Linked DNA regions of Homo sapiens: region 2 is linked to region 1. Evidence: chromatin loops called from intact Hi-C (ENCODE). Cell type or tissue: B cell. All regions are shown on one strand. Each heading gives the region's core, and the rest is flanking DNA. Links, peaks and the distances in the headings are about the cores only.

Region 1 (7,578 bases), core at 1,121-6,120:
AACAACTGAAAAAAATGTGTAGTGGTTCTCTTGTCAGTGAAGTAAAACATTTCTACACTCAAAGTCTAAAGCAATCTTTTCTTTACATTGAGTCCGCAATTAAAATAATTTTTGAAATCAGATTATCATAAGTATTTTCTGAGAACACAAACTATGGCCCATGGACCAAATCTGGCCCACCATTTGTTTTTGTAAATTAAATTTTATTGGGGCAAAATTATTCTCATTCATTTATGTATTGTCTGTGGCTGCTTTTAATCTACAATGGAAGATCTGAGGAGTTGTGACTGAGATCTCATGGCAGGAAAATATTAAAAATATTAACTCTCTCTCTCTTTATAGAAAAAGGGCACCGACCCCTGAGCCATAAGAATAAAATTTCAGTAGTGCTCCATATCCTTATGAAAAAAGTCTTTATTCCATAAAATGCAGTGAAGAATCTTAAACATTAATTTTAACCTATCTTTACAGTATTATCATCTCCACACTGCAGTCAAACTGCACTTCAAACTTTCTGCATGCTTTCTTCTCTATGTCTTTCTTCATATTTCCTCTTATGAGGAGACTTTCCTGTCTAGCTTTAGTCACCACTATAGTACATAGCCTAGATTTATTAACATACAATCTACATAGCCTGCCTCAATCTGCTTATTTCAAGATTATCCATTCTTTTTTTTCCTATTTTTCCAAAGGCCAATCTATCTTTCTGTTACGTGAGTTATCAGCGGTTTTCAAAATGAGTTCCCTGGACCAATAGCATCAGCATCACCTGGTAACTTGTTATAAATGACATTTCTTGGACACTAACTAAGACCACCTTAATCAGAAGCTCTTGAAGAGGGGTCCAGTAATCTGTTAAAAAGCCCTCCAGGTGATTCTGATGCTTATTCCAATTTGAGAACCACTGGCGAATATCTACCACTAGGTTATAATTTCTTTGAAGGCAAAACTAGTGTCATATTTATCTCCATGATAACATGATTTTTTTAATGCCAGGATCCACAAATGGCTATTGAAAGTTGAGTGCAAATAATAATCTTCCCTATTGTTATATATAGTATTTTAGATTGAATTCCTAAAAACATATCTGAGATAGAGAATGGCGGGCAGAAAGATTTTTGAGAAAGGCTCTGGGAAAATATGCTTATAAAGAAGCCAGGAAGGTAGGATTGGATCAGAAGACAAACTTCTTTATCATGTAGTTACATCTGAAGCCTCAAATGATACGATATGAAGCTCTGGAGATGGTTTGATCTCTCTAAGTTGTCCCACACACACAAAAAAAGTAAGCCTTTTTTATTTTTTTTGTATTTCTATATTATCTAGTTGTTGGCAATGGGCCACACTGTGTGATGCGACATGACCTCAGATGAGGCAGTTCCTTGGATCTGAGGGCAATTCCAGGGACGGGTGAAAATTTGAGGTTTCAGCATCTGAGATTCCTAACAACTAGTCATAGGTGCATAGGTCTTGAAAAGCAGACCACACAGCTATAACCAGGGAATGATCTGTTAACATCCTTCTCATCTTCATGAAATGCTCTTTTTTTTTTAATTTTAAAACACTTATCCTTCTCTTTTCCTTTAACTCTCAGAATGCTCTTTGAAGTTTGTTTACTGCTTTTCTTCCTTTATCATGTCCTTAAGTAATAGTCTGTTCTTGACTACAGCTATGAATTTGGGTTTTTCTTAACTACTATCTCTTTCTCTTGCTACTTCCTTAGAAGATGGCCCTATCTACAGAGACTCTGGCCGAGTCACTGGAGCTCCATCATCCCACAAATCACTTTAGTTACTGTCATTGAGGACCCTCTTTCAGCATAACCAGGAGCTGACTCACCTACCTCTGCCCCGCATCTGAGAAATTGTCTGTGAAGGACCGGATACCCCAGACTGCAACCTGTATGCGACATAGTTCTTACTATTCAGAGCCAAGGAGTTATATGAGAATTCTTGTCCCCTGGGAAGGGCTTCCCTAAAGTGTGGGCTGTGTCACTGGACCTGGAGAGAAAACAGAAAATTTCCCTACTCCTGAGGATAGGGCTCTAGGTTATCTTGTCAGAGATACCTTCTGCTTGCTGATGATCTGTGCATCCTCTAGTGGGTACATTCCCTGCACAGGTCCCAGGGGTCTATTCAGTTAGAGGCATAATGACCTCACACTTACACCTTAAATCTGACTGTGGTATCAGGTGATTAGTTACTCTTGACAGAGAGGCAAGAAAAGAGCCCTGTAAGAAGGAACCCAGCATCGCCTTAAAGTCATCTCTGAAATATATGTACATTAATAAATGGCAGAGATAGAATTCTAACTTCAGTTTCCAATTCATGAGATATATCTGTTACAAGAATTACATTCCATGATTTTTGTGAGTGTGTAATGCATCTAACACGATACATAATATTAATAGAAATATCAAAATGAATATATATATATACAGAAAGAAAAGCAGTTTAACCTACAGATTAAGAACATGATCTTTTGATTCTCTTATTCTGTGATCTTGTTCAATTACATTTGCCATTCTAAGTCTTGGTTTTCTCAAATGGAAAATGAGAAAAAATTATATCAATATTGTAACAGTATAATAAGGTAATGTCTGGAAGGTGCTCAACACTTACTTGTTAGAAATTAATTAATACATTAACACTGGCTATGCATTTTCACAAATCTTTTACAACATTATCTCTGAAGTTAACACTTTGGAGTTAGGCAACATAAATTTAAATATTTTTTTCTTAGATTCTGTAGCTGGGAAAACATTTCTTAACCTCTATCAGCTTCTTGTTCCTTCTTATAGATTCACAAGGCTGACGGAAATGACAAAACACATTTCACACTTTTTTTTTCAGAGTAAGTGAGATCATGCATTTGACTAGAACAGCAGAGTGTTTGACAATATATCTAAATATTATTAAATGGACATTATTTCTATTCCTTATTTGAAGTAGAATTTTTGGTGTTCAATAACATAAATAAATATTCAGTAGAAAAAGTTATTTACCTTTTTAGTTCATTAGATTGTTCATTTAAATGACTGTCATTTATTTGTTCAGGAAATGTATTTATTGGTACACATGGACATAAAGATGGGAACAGCAGACACTGGGGACTACTAAAGGTGGGAGAGAGGCCGAGGACAAGGGTTGAAAAACTACTTATAGGGTAATATGCTTACCACCTGCGTATATTAGTTCATTTTCACGTTGCTATAAGTAAATATCTGAGGCTGGGTCATTTATAAAGAAAAGAGATTTAATTGACTTACAGTTCCACATGGCTGGGAAGGCCTCAGTAAACTTAACAGTCATGGCGGAAGGGGAAGAGGCACATCTTACAGGGCAGCAGGTGAGAGAGAAAGAGAATGCCCGTGCAGGGGGAGCTGTCAAACACTTAAAAAAACATCAGATCTCATGATAACTCACTATCATGAGAACAGCATGGGGGAAACCAACCCTGCAATCCAATCACCTCCCAACAGGTCCCAACCCTAATGTGGGGATTATGCGGACAATTCAAGATGAGATTTGGGTGGGAACACAGAGCCTAACCATATCAGTGGGTGATGGGATCATTCATACCCCAAACTTCAGAATCACACAATCTACCCATGTCACAAACCCACACATGTAGCCCCTAAATCTAAGAGTTGAAATTACAAAATAAATAAATAAATTTTACAAAAAAGTATTTATTTTTACCACTAGATGTCAGTCATGCTCATCCTACAAGCCAATGTTCCTTGATTCAACCTTCTTTTATTGAGCTCCTGATATGAATTAGACAACATAATAATTAGATGCTCATTAAATACAGGCTAAATCAGCAAGTGCCATTTGAGCATTATGTATACGTGAAAGTCAAATCAGCTACATTTCTTGAACATGAGCTATTGTGCTAACTAAGTTTTCAAGATATTTTTGTTATATCTCTATTTGTATACCTCTGAGTTCAAAATCATTTCTTCAGGGAGCTTTGATTTCTTTTACAATAAAAGAATGTAAAGGATGAAAAGTTAGTGACTTTTCTTGATTATTTCTAATGTTTCCTATAAAATTGGATATATCTTACTATGCATTATCATATTGATCTTTTTGAATTACAATATTAATTAAAGCTTTGGAAAGCCCAAAGTTTTCCTTAATACCCATGAATCTTATAAACCACATAGAAGAATACCCCTAGCATATAAAATGTTCTTTCATTTTACTTTTGGCCTTACAGAGAGAATACTCTAAAATTATGAGAAAACTAAGAATATGCCTGGTGATTATTCCATTACTTTTTTATTCTCATTTCAATTCTCAGTGCAAACATACTAGATTATATTTCACAGTATATTAGTCCAAATGATTTTTTATCAGCATTATAATTCTTGGGCTGTCTAAAAGAATACAAAAAAATTCAAAATGATTCTAAGAGGATTCTGAGAACAAAAAGGAGAGTATCTAATGCTACAAATAAATAAATACTGAAATAAATAGCACACAATAGTAATTGAAAGGAGAATATATAAAAATATTGGCCGCCTCATGTTTGTTCAGAATTTTCCTCCAGCCCTTTGTTTATGTGGGCCAATGTGCTGGAGATCTCCTTTCGGCCTCTCTAGGTCCATTCTATACTCTGTGTCCTAAGAGATTCATGACTATGTACTGTATCAATAGCCTCTTTTGTCCCATAGAATCTGCTTGGGTTCAGAAAATAGGAAGCACCAGCAGGTGAGGGGGAAGTGAGTGAGGTCGAGATATTTATTCTGGTTCCCACCTGCTCCTTCATTGCAGGTGACCTGCAGGTCACCACGGGCTCTGTGAGTACCTCCAAATAAATTGCAACTTCTATCTGCAATGCTCTCTGGGCCTCCAGATGCCAGGAACTCCTTCTCCTCTTTGGACCCCAGAGTAAACATTCCCACACTTACTATCCTTATAGTCTCTTGTGGAATTTCTAAACTGTGCCTATATATTTGTCTTAGTTTAAGGGGTCAGCTTGAGTTTGCTAACTATGCTTTCTAGAACCTTCACTAATATTGCCAATAAGCAGCCTTAGATTTTCCTGTAGATTCTTCTATTTAAACTTACTTTTATCACATGTAATAATATACAATACATAATATATGATATTATATATAGATGCTCCTTAACTTACAATGGGGTTATGCTGCAATAAACCCATGATAATTTGAAAATATTTTATGGCTGAATAGTACTCCGTTGTATATATGTACCACATTTTCTTTATCCATTCATCTGTTGATGGACATTTAGGTTGCTTCCAAATCTTAGCTATTGTAAACAGTGCTGCAACAAACACTGGAGTGCTGATATCTCTTCTATATATTGATTTTCTTCCTTTTGTTTGTATACCCAGCAGTGGGATTGCTGGATTATGATGTGGTTATTACACATTTCATGCTTGTATCAAAACATCTCATGTACTCCATAAATATATGCACTTACTGTGTATCCATAAAAATTAAAAAAGAAACAAATCCATTGAAAATATTGTTCAATATTTTGAAGGCATTATTCTTGAGCAGGACAATGGATAATGCAGCATCCAAAGTAATGATGCAATTAGCATGAAATAAATGGAATTTGGAAATGCAAGAGGTAAGAAGATCTAGATTGTCTTCAAGAGACATGACATTGTTAGTAATAACAATGGTATTACAGACACCTTACCAGGGGTTGATCTTGGCTTTATTCCATTGTAAGTCAAGGAAAGTACTGAATGCATATACTCAAACTATTCTAAAGTCAAAAAATTGTCCAATTAAAACATTGTAAATCAAGGATCATCTGTATATTTATAAATATCCATGTGTATATAGAAACATGTATAAGTATAGGTAAAATTTACTGCTCTTATTGTTTATTTTGAAATAGGTAGTTTTATCTTTGGATTCTAATTTCTTAAGACTTTTGAACTACATTCAAATATATCTCAAAGTAGCTAATTTTGTAGTTGTTGGAAAAGAATAATAGATACTTCACAAGCGAATATTTTAAAATGGCCCATAAGAGCTAAAAATATACTTGACATCATTATTAGTTATTAGAGAAATAAAAATTAAAACTGCAATGGGATAATGCTTTTTACTCACTAGAGTAGCTAAATTCAAATGACTGACAACACCAAATGTTGGTGGGAATGTCGAGCAATTGGGATTTTCATATTTTGTTGGTAGAAGTGTAAAATGGTGAAATCACTTTGGAAAACTGTTGAGAATTTTCTTCAAATTTGGCACCAGAAAAATGGAAAAGTCTGCAGGCATCTGGAATTTTAAAAAGGTTTTTTTGGGAAACCAGGATAATATAGCAAGGCTCTGACTGATATAGGAGTTATGGATCAATAAACCAATTGAATGGAGCAATGTTGGAACATATTCAAGAAGATACTGTATCTGAATTGAACTTCATGGAAGTTTATTTTCAGTTACACTGAATTATGTCTGTTCCCAAAGTGCTGGTGGGTAACATAAAGTTAGAGATAAACAGCATTAATATTCTCACACTTACTATCCCATAAGAGTCTATGAGCTAGGCTGGTTTCCATATTCTGTAGAATACCGTGTGATGCATAAAGGGTTCCTAAGGAGAAGGATTGCTTGACGGGGTGAGCAAGGTTTATGGAAAATGGCATAGTCTTCGAATATTCAATACCAGTAGAATATAATTAACTCTGGCATTGATGTCTTTTTTTAATGAAAATAAGTAATTCAAGACCAAAGCTGTTGAAACTTTAAATTATTTTGAGCCTTAAAAGAATGTGATTATAGGACTTGAGTCACTAACAGATAGCTGTAACCTAGGAAGTTGTAGTATTTGTTTGCCTGATTATAAATTAGCCTTTTTCCATTACCTACATTGTTTTTTAGAATGTTGTAAAAGACTAACGAGTGCCAGAGAAGACCCTTTCCCTCTTTATTTTTGATCTTCGTTATTGATTAACTTCCTTCTTCCTTGTTTTACACAAAGACCTCATGACTATTACATTGTCAAAGTTAAAATGTTAAAAATACTCATTTAAATTGGAAAAAGAAAACAAGCTATAACTAATCAATGTGCTGTAACTCATAAATCAAGTTTGTATGGGGAAATCTTTAATTCTGCTACATTTCTTTGCTTTCTGCCTACATAAGTAAAACCTTAACTTTTCAACTTTGGAGCATTGACCTCATTTCTTTGGATTCTGTGTTTCCCAGATGGCCATCCTTAGCTTTGCATTTGAATAAACACTTACACTGGATTCTCATACTATTATTTCAGGTTGGCATTCCTTTTGTCACCATTTTCTCAATTATATTTATCTTTTGTGTCTTTTTTCTTCAGCTTGTCAGCACCCTTCTGGTCCCATCTTGTTTGATTTCGTGAAAGAAAACTACTGTCCAGAGAAGGGATCCCAGTACAATGACTCTGCTCAGCCATGTTTAAGTGTGGTGTTCCAGTTTGATTATGAACCATTTCAGGGCCAGCATTATGGTGCACTCCCATCTACACTGTGGACACTATTACGCTTATATTAAAATTTTCCGACTCCCATCAATATATTTAACCAGAAAGTTGCATTATACATGTC
Region 2 (7,578 bases), core at 1,214-6,213, 1.3 Mb after region 1:
GGTGTCTCACTTGCCACCTTGTGAGAACATACAGAGGACCCTTGAACAGATCTCTTTGGTCTTGGCTCCATAGACAAGGGGGTTGACTACAGGTGGTAGCAGCAAGTAGGTATTAGCCATAACCACATGGAGGAGGGAGGTGGGACCACCCAGCCTATGCACCACCGAGAGCCCAATGAGGGGTACATAGAAGACCAGAACAGCACAGAGGTGGGAGATGCAGGTGTTGAAAGCCTTGAGTGCTGCCCTCCGAGAGGACAGCTCCAAAACAGCCCACAGGATGAGGATATATGAGAAGCCAATGAAGAGAGAGTCCACACCCATGACTGAGAGGATGATGAAGAGTCCATAAACCACATTGACCCTGGTGTCAGTACAGGACAGCTTCATAATATCTTGGTGCAGACAGAAGGAGTGTGTGACAGTATGTGTTTGGCAGTAGGACAACCACTTGAGGATGAAGGGCAGTGGGAAGAAGAATACAAACCCCCTGGTCAGGGCAGATAGTCCAATCTTGGCCACAGTACACCCTGTCAGCACAGAAGCATGGCGCAATGGGTGGCAAATGGCCACAAAGCGGTCAAAAGCCATGGCCAGCAGGACAGCTGACTCCACGGCTGACAGAGCATGGATAAGGAACATCTGGGCCAGGCAAATGTTGAACTCGATCTCCTGGATGCCCATCAGGAAAAGACTGGCCATCTTGGGCATGGTGATAGAGGAGAGGACTAGGTCAATAGTGGAAAGCATGGCCAGGAAGAGGTACATGGGCTCATGCAGTCGCCTCTCCACACGAATGATGAGGACAATGGTCAGGTTACCCAGGGTGGCCAAGGCATACATAAAACACAGTGGGAAAGCCAGCCAAAAGTGTATGGTAGGCCCCAGGCCAGGGATACCCACCAAAAGGAAGTATGCTGCGTGGACCAGATTTCCATTTGAAGTGGCTATGATAGGGACCAAGAGCTGGGGCTTCTGCATACAAAATCCAGGGTCTAGGAAAGTAGAAAGGGAAAAGTAGAAACATCATTTAGTTGTGGCTCAGAGGAGAGAAAGGACTAATGAGGAAAAGGCATTGGAGTGGTGACAGTAACAAACAGGACTAAGTCATCCTGGTAATTCTGAACCCTAGTCTCTCTCTGCTCTGATTCTCCTTATATACAACTTCCTGGACATCTTGAGCCTTACCCTGACCCTCCAAGGCCCCAGTGCTGCACAAGCAGATTCTATTACTGTCCCATGAATCTCAGTGTGTGAAGACCCACTCATAAAACATGTAACACAGTCCTGCATCTTCAGAGCTGATGTTGCTGCCCAGGGCACTGCTCTTAGCCTTTTCCCATCAGAGTAGACTTGCAGGATTGCTCAGAATGGTCCACATTGACCAGCTCTTCTGATGTATCCTGGGGTTAGGGTGGGTCTGGGTTCAGATTTAGAGGCTCAGTCTACAGCTGACTTTAAGACCTACTATAATCTAATTTAAGATAGGGAGCAGGGGCTCAGTCTGGGATGAGATTTCAAGAGAGGTTTGTGTTTAGGCCTGAATACCATTTCTCAAACTTTCCTGATAGAAACATCTAAAGTAATTGACAACACCATCCCTCCAGGTCCTGCTCCAGGCCCAGAAAATCAGAATTGCCAGGGCAAGGTTTTGGAAATCTTTTTAAAAAACAATAAGCCCCGCCAGGTACAGTGGCTCACGCCTGTAATCCCAGCACTTTGGGAGGCCGAGGTGGGCAGATCGCAAGGTCAGGGGTTCGAGACCAGCCAGGCCAACATGGTGAAACCCTGCCTCTATTAAAAATGCAAAAGTTAGCCAGGCTTGGTGGAGCGCACCTGTAATCCCAGCTACTCAGGAGGCTGAGGCAGGAGAATCATTTGAACCTGGGCGGCAGAGGCTGCAGTGAGACGAGATCACCCCCACTGCATTCCAGCCTGGGTGACACAGCGAGACACCAACTCAAAAACAAAACAAAACAAATAAACAAACAAAAAACGATAAGCCCCTTTCCCCTAGGAAATTTGTGCTTTAAATCAGAGAACTTTGGGGAAAGTTGTTCTGGTGTTCTTGGGGGCAGGGAGGTGAATGAAGAGGGACTATCATTTCCATTTCCAGCTCCCAAACGAACAATAAGCAGCATCTGCCATCAAGATCTCTCAAGCCCCAGGTGAGAGTCAGTCCCAGGTTGCGCTCAGCAAGAGGAGCATGTCATGGAAATCAGATGCAGCTGAGACATGAACAGAAAATCAGCCAGTGCTGCTGCTGTTACTCCACAGTGTTCACAGGCACACACACCTCTCCCTCCACCTACTCTCCCTGGTGATCACACAACGTCCCAGGCTCAACTTCTTTCTCTCTACAGACCACACTGTTCTAAGCCTGTGTCCTGAGATTCAGCCATATAACCTACCGCCTCCTTGATAGTTCTACCTGGATAGCCTATGGGCCTCCCACTCATCTTGCCTCTAACAGGGACCCCTTCCAAACCTGTTCCTGATCTCAGAGAATGCCACTGCTCAGAACCCACATCACCCAAGTCAGGGCAGCTGGTCTCATCTTGACCCGTCTCCTCTTTCACCCCCACATGCAATTCAACTTTTCCAATTAATTATTGGGGCCGTTCCTCTTAATACACCTCCTCCCAACTTAATTATATTATCCACTCTGCCCTGATTATAAAAAGAGCCTTCCAACTTACCTCCCTGCCTCCAAACCTAGTCTATTCCAAACCACCTTCCACACCACTGCCATCTAAACAGCAAAACTGGACACCTGGGGCTCCTGCTGAGCAAGTTAGGAGTGATTCCCATAGCTTTCCAGATAAAGTGAGAACTAGTAACTCCACAGTATGCAGACAAGGCCCTTCACAGTGTTCCTCTAACTCAACTTTCCAGCCCAGCTTCAGTTTCCTTCTTCATCACCAATCACCACCAGCACCACCACAACACACACGTGCACATACACACACACGTACACACTCACACACATTTTTTTCCTGGTAAAGTAATTCCCCTTGCCTTGCTTAAGTGAAGAGTAGGAGGCAGGAACTGAGGAGTCCTGTCCTGGGACAAAGGATAGGCAAAGCTTGGAACGGGTCTCACAGGCTTGAAGAAATTCCTCTGTGTAGGAACAAGGTCCAGGAACCGGGCTACTGTGATCTGGAAAAGGTGTACACTAGAAGACCTCTCCAAGCAGCCAAGCTGACTGATCAAGTCCCGGCTTCCTTATGCAATGAGCCTTCTGTGCCTGTCTCTGCGGACCCTCCCGTTGCCTAACCTCCCTGGGCTGAGCCTGCTACACTCACCACCAGTGCTTCCCCAGCGCATGGAGGCCGCCCAATTATAGCTTCTCTGGGGCCCCTCAGGAGTGTGTAGAGTGATGGAGAGTGAACGAGTCGGGTCTCCCTGGCACTGACGCTCTGCTCAGACGCCCAAGGAAAGCTGAGCCCTGACTCCTACCCAAAGGGACTGAGCTCTATCACTATCCCTCTGAGCCCAGCTCAAGAGACTAGAGGGAGGCTGTGTCGCGGGGTGGAAAGGAGAAGAGGAATAACGGGGCTGGAAGAGAGGACCTGCTGGAATGGAGGGGTGGGCACTCAGCAGAAAGCACGCAGGGATACCAGCGCTCCGAACACACTAACTACCCAAGGGGATCGAAGCTGTGTCAGGGACTCTCGCTTCTTCATGCTGCCACCTTGTGGTCGCACAGGGGATCTTCAGCCTCGTGGCCGTCCCTGAGCAATGGCTCTGAGGATGATGCCTTTAAGAACCAAGGACCCAACTGACTCTAGCATCTGAGCTCTTTCCACTACTCTGCGCTGCCCCTTAGCTCTCCCTCTCACCCTCTCAAGCCCACCCTTTCTTCCTTGGGTCGCTAATCATAGATGTCCTGTCCCTCCAGAAATGAGACCGTGTGGCATGTTTGTTTGAACATGGGGCTCTAGAAGGAAACAGACTTGGGTCCGCCCATTTATTAATAGTATGACTACTATAAGCATTTAGTGTGAAAGCATTTAATGTGAAAAACGAAATGAGATACTAGCAAGTCTCCAGTGAATGTTTGTGTTCATTATTACTAGTCAAAACAAATGGAAGAGCCAAGGACGTAGGAAATCCAGTAGACAGTGCCACAAAAGAGACAGGAAAAAATATATTGACAAGGAAGATTGGTCAGCAGTTCAGAAAGCTGCCGAGAGATCAAGCAGTGAAAAGACTGAAATCAAAGGTCACTGGCTACCTGGATAACAGGGTGGGGGATGGAATCTTGAGTGAAGCAGTGTGAGGAGTGTGTTAGGAAGAGATGAAGAGAGTCGATGTAGACAACCCTTTTAAGATATTTGTACGTGAACAGAGGAGTGAAATGGACAATATTGGGAGGATTTATAGCTCCACAGAGATTTTAAAATGTGTATTTTGGAACTAGAAGAGACTAAATGTCAACAGGATGGAGTTGGCAGAGAGACTCCTTGTCCTTTACTCCTCACATTACTGGTAGCTATGGCCCAGGAAGATAATCTGTCTTCCCCCTCTATATAGTAACTATGAGTAATCTTACTTTGTCCAGTAGCTTTCATCACCCAAGCAGGCCAGACCAATCTCCTAAACTCCAAATATGGTAAAGTCTATTGGACATAGGTGTCCTTCAGGCACCTCAAACTCAACACCTAACTCATCATTTCTAAGCTCATTGATTTCATTATCAACTAAGCTCATCATCTCTGCTCTTCAATCCGGACCCCGCTCCCTGTCTGTTTTATGTTCCCTGTCATATAAATCACTCTGTTGGCCATGTCAAAAATTTAGAAATCATCATCCCTGCCTTCTCCCCATCTCTCTCTCACCTTCCTCTCCAACCACATCCAATCAGTCACCAAGTTCTGTTCATTTTATCTACTAGATATCTATTTTGTGAGTCTGATTATCTTTCTCCATCTTTTTTGCCTTTTCTTCATTCCAAGCCAAGACAGTCTTTTGCCTAGATCATCAGAATAACTTGTTCACTGGTCAGACTCACAGAAGAACTTCCCTACCAATCTGTTGTCTATGCTGTGGCCAGTGTGATCTTCCAAACACATATCAGTTCATGGCAATTCTCCATTGCCTTTAGAATGAACAGTTGAATTCCCCATTGCCTGTAGAATGAACACACTCCTGAACCCAACTCATAGGAACTCCATAAGCCATCTCAGTGCAACTCTCCATCTCCATCTCCAACCATTTTACCTCCCTTTTTGCATACATAAGTCCTATTGGACCCGAAATATTTCCACATCTTCAATGTGCCATGCTCTCTCTCACCCTTCAGCCTTCACATATATTTTTCCCCTGGTAAAAACACTCATCCTATTCCCAGTTTTAATTCTTAGCCTTTTCTGTTTAAACACCCTTGCTTAGAAAGACTTTTCTTGACCCCTAATCTTGGCGGGACCTCTTTACCCTTTTTCTCTTTGTTTTACTGATAGCATTTAACGTTGTGATATTATTTTTCATACTTATGAACATATCTTCGTATCTTTGTAGGGAGGGTGGACACTAATGTGTATGTATAAAAGGAAACGTGAACAGAGTCCTCTTCTATCCACTCTTAAGGCAGAAATTATTGGTCTTGTTGATCTGCACTCATACCTCACAACTCTATGACTTCAACTGAGGCATGTTTAATGGGCAGGCCGCTTAAATTATTATTAATATTAATAACATTATGTACCTAGTTGGCGTAATTTCCACAGGCACTTTTCAAGCATTCATTTTTTTTTCTCTTTTTACAGTATTAAGAATAGATCTTATTAAGGTGACCCAAAGTATGACTTTAAAAATAATAGTTTTCCCTCTACTTATATTTCAATATTTTTTGAAGGAAAGAAGGGAGGAAAAATCACTCAATGTAAATGGAATGCTAAAGGTCCAATGGATAACGGAGAGCTTTGGCCAAACATATACTCATGGCTTAGGAGGTCCTAAAAGATATGAACTTGCCTAATTCGACAGCCCCATCTCATGACACCTCAACTCTCCCTCAATACGGCCCTGCATTGGCATCTTTCTAGTTCCTTAAATAAAGTTCTCTATCTGTACACCTTCTTCTAAGCATTTGCTCAAATGCTTGTTTTATCTGGAATGGTCAACCTCTTTGTTTCCCTCCTCTAAAAACTAACATTTATTTAGATTCTGTTTTAGGTGCTATTTCTATAAGAAGGTCTTTCCTGTAAGATGTTTTCTTGTTTCTTTAGTATCCAAATTTCATTTTTAGATGACCAATGCCATTGTTTTTTGTTACGAGATAATGATATGTGTGTCACACACAAATCCCTACAACCTCCCATGAAAAGAAAGAGTGTAATGGTACCTAAAGATAAAAATGATTCCTTGTGTTAATAACCTGTTATAAAGCAAGAAAAAGAAACATGATATGAGAGTTAGAAAATGAAATTAGTCATTATTTGTAGATTAGTGATTGTATATGTAGAAAATCCAAAAGACTGTATTGATAAGTTATTAGAAATGAGTATGTAAAGATTGCTGAATACAAGGTCAACTTACAAAATTCCACTGTATTTCTTTATAAAATTTTTAAGCATTTACAATAACAGAAAAATCAGATGTCTAAGAGTGAATCTAACAAAGAATGTAGAGGAATTTCTGCACAGAAAACCACAAAGCATCCTTAAAAGACACTGAAGAAGACCTAAATAAATGGAAGAAAACACTATTCTTTTTAACTGGAAAACTCGATAATGTGAAGAATCTACTTAGCCCCCAAATTTTTCCATAGAATCAATACATTCCCAATAATATCCTAATTGGTGATTGTGTAAAATTTGGTAAGCTTGATTAAAATATACATAAAAATGTAAATTGCCAAAATTAGCCACAAAACTCTAGAAGAATAGGACAAAGTGAGATTTTATATACTAAATATCAAAAATTTAAAAACTATAGTAATTATGCATATGTGGTATTTGTTCAGGGATAGACAGTTGAGCCAATGAATGGAAATAAAATTTCAGAAGTATGCCCACTCATACACAGCCAGTTGTTAAATGACAAAGGTAATTCTGTGAGGCAATCAGAAAAGGAGAATTTTTTTATTAAATGATACTACAATAACTGAATATCCATATAGAAGAAAATAAAATTTGAACCCTAAATTCACACTACTTATAAGAATTAAATCTTTGTGGTTTTCATATATAAGTACAAAAGGCAAAGCAATTAGCCTTCCTGAAGTAATATAAAAGAATATTTTTATGACCTCAAGTAAAGATTGACTTCTTAATGCAGTTAATTCATCCATGAATATTTATTGAGTGCCTAATATATGACAGGTACTCTTCTAAGTGATGGAAACACTTTAATGAACAGAACAGACAAACTCTCCTGCTTTTGTGGAGCTTACATGCCAGCCAGTATGATTTAGCTTTCCTCTGTAGGTATATCTGTCTAGATGCATGCCAGATAGTTTTTTTTTTCACTTGCAGTTTATAAATTTCATTAGGAATTATCTAGAAATAGATCTTTTATTTTATAAATAAGTGAGCATGGCATATCTCCAAATGCTAGTGAAGATGCAGAGAAACA

Evidence for each region. Hi-C counts contacts between places; a loop is a spot of excess contacts. Peaks named below come from ENCODE experiments on the same cell type or tissue, not always from the same donor. Only the 100,000 strongest peaks of a DNase experiment are listed, where the experiment ranks them.
Region 2: it touches region 1 in a loop (23-fold over the local background); 4 of 110 quality-filtered maps call a loop at or near these places.

Annotation. Positions count from the first base shown.
Region 1 is chr11:5,887,536-5,895,113 of GRCh38, reverse strand. It overlaps OR52E5 (olfactory receptor family 52 subfamily E member 5), which reads right to left and starts at 1,906. Exons shown (of 3, transcript NM_001005166.5): 1 at 1,844-1,906. The region is part of intron 2 of LOC112268071 (a long non-coding RNA gene); the gene reads left to right. In B cell, for the core only: a CTCF peak has its summit at 3,728 (motif pointing right); no DNase peak of the experiment used is centred there.
Region 2 is chr11:4,633,194-4,640,771 of GRCh38, reverse strand. OR51D1 (olfactory receptor family 51 subfamily D member 1) reads right to left here and starts at 3,295. Exons shown (of 2, transcript NM_001004751.3): 1 at 3,019-3,295; 2 at 1-995. The coding sequence starts at 981. The coding sequence ends at 7. In B cell, for the core only: CTCF peaks have their summits at 3,509 and 3,710 (motif pointing left); a DNase peak (open chromatin) is centred at 3,691; H3K27me3 peaks cover 1,024 bases.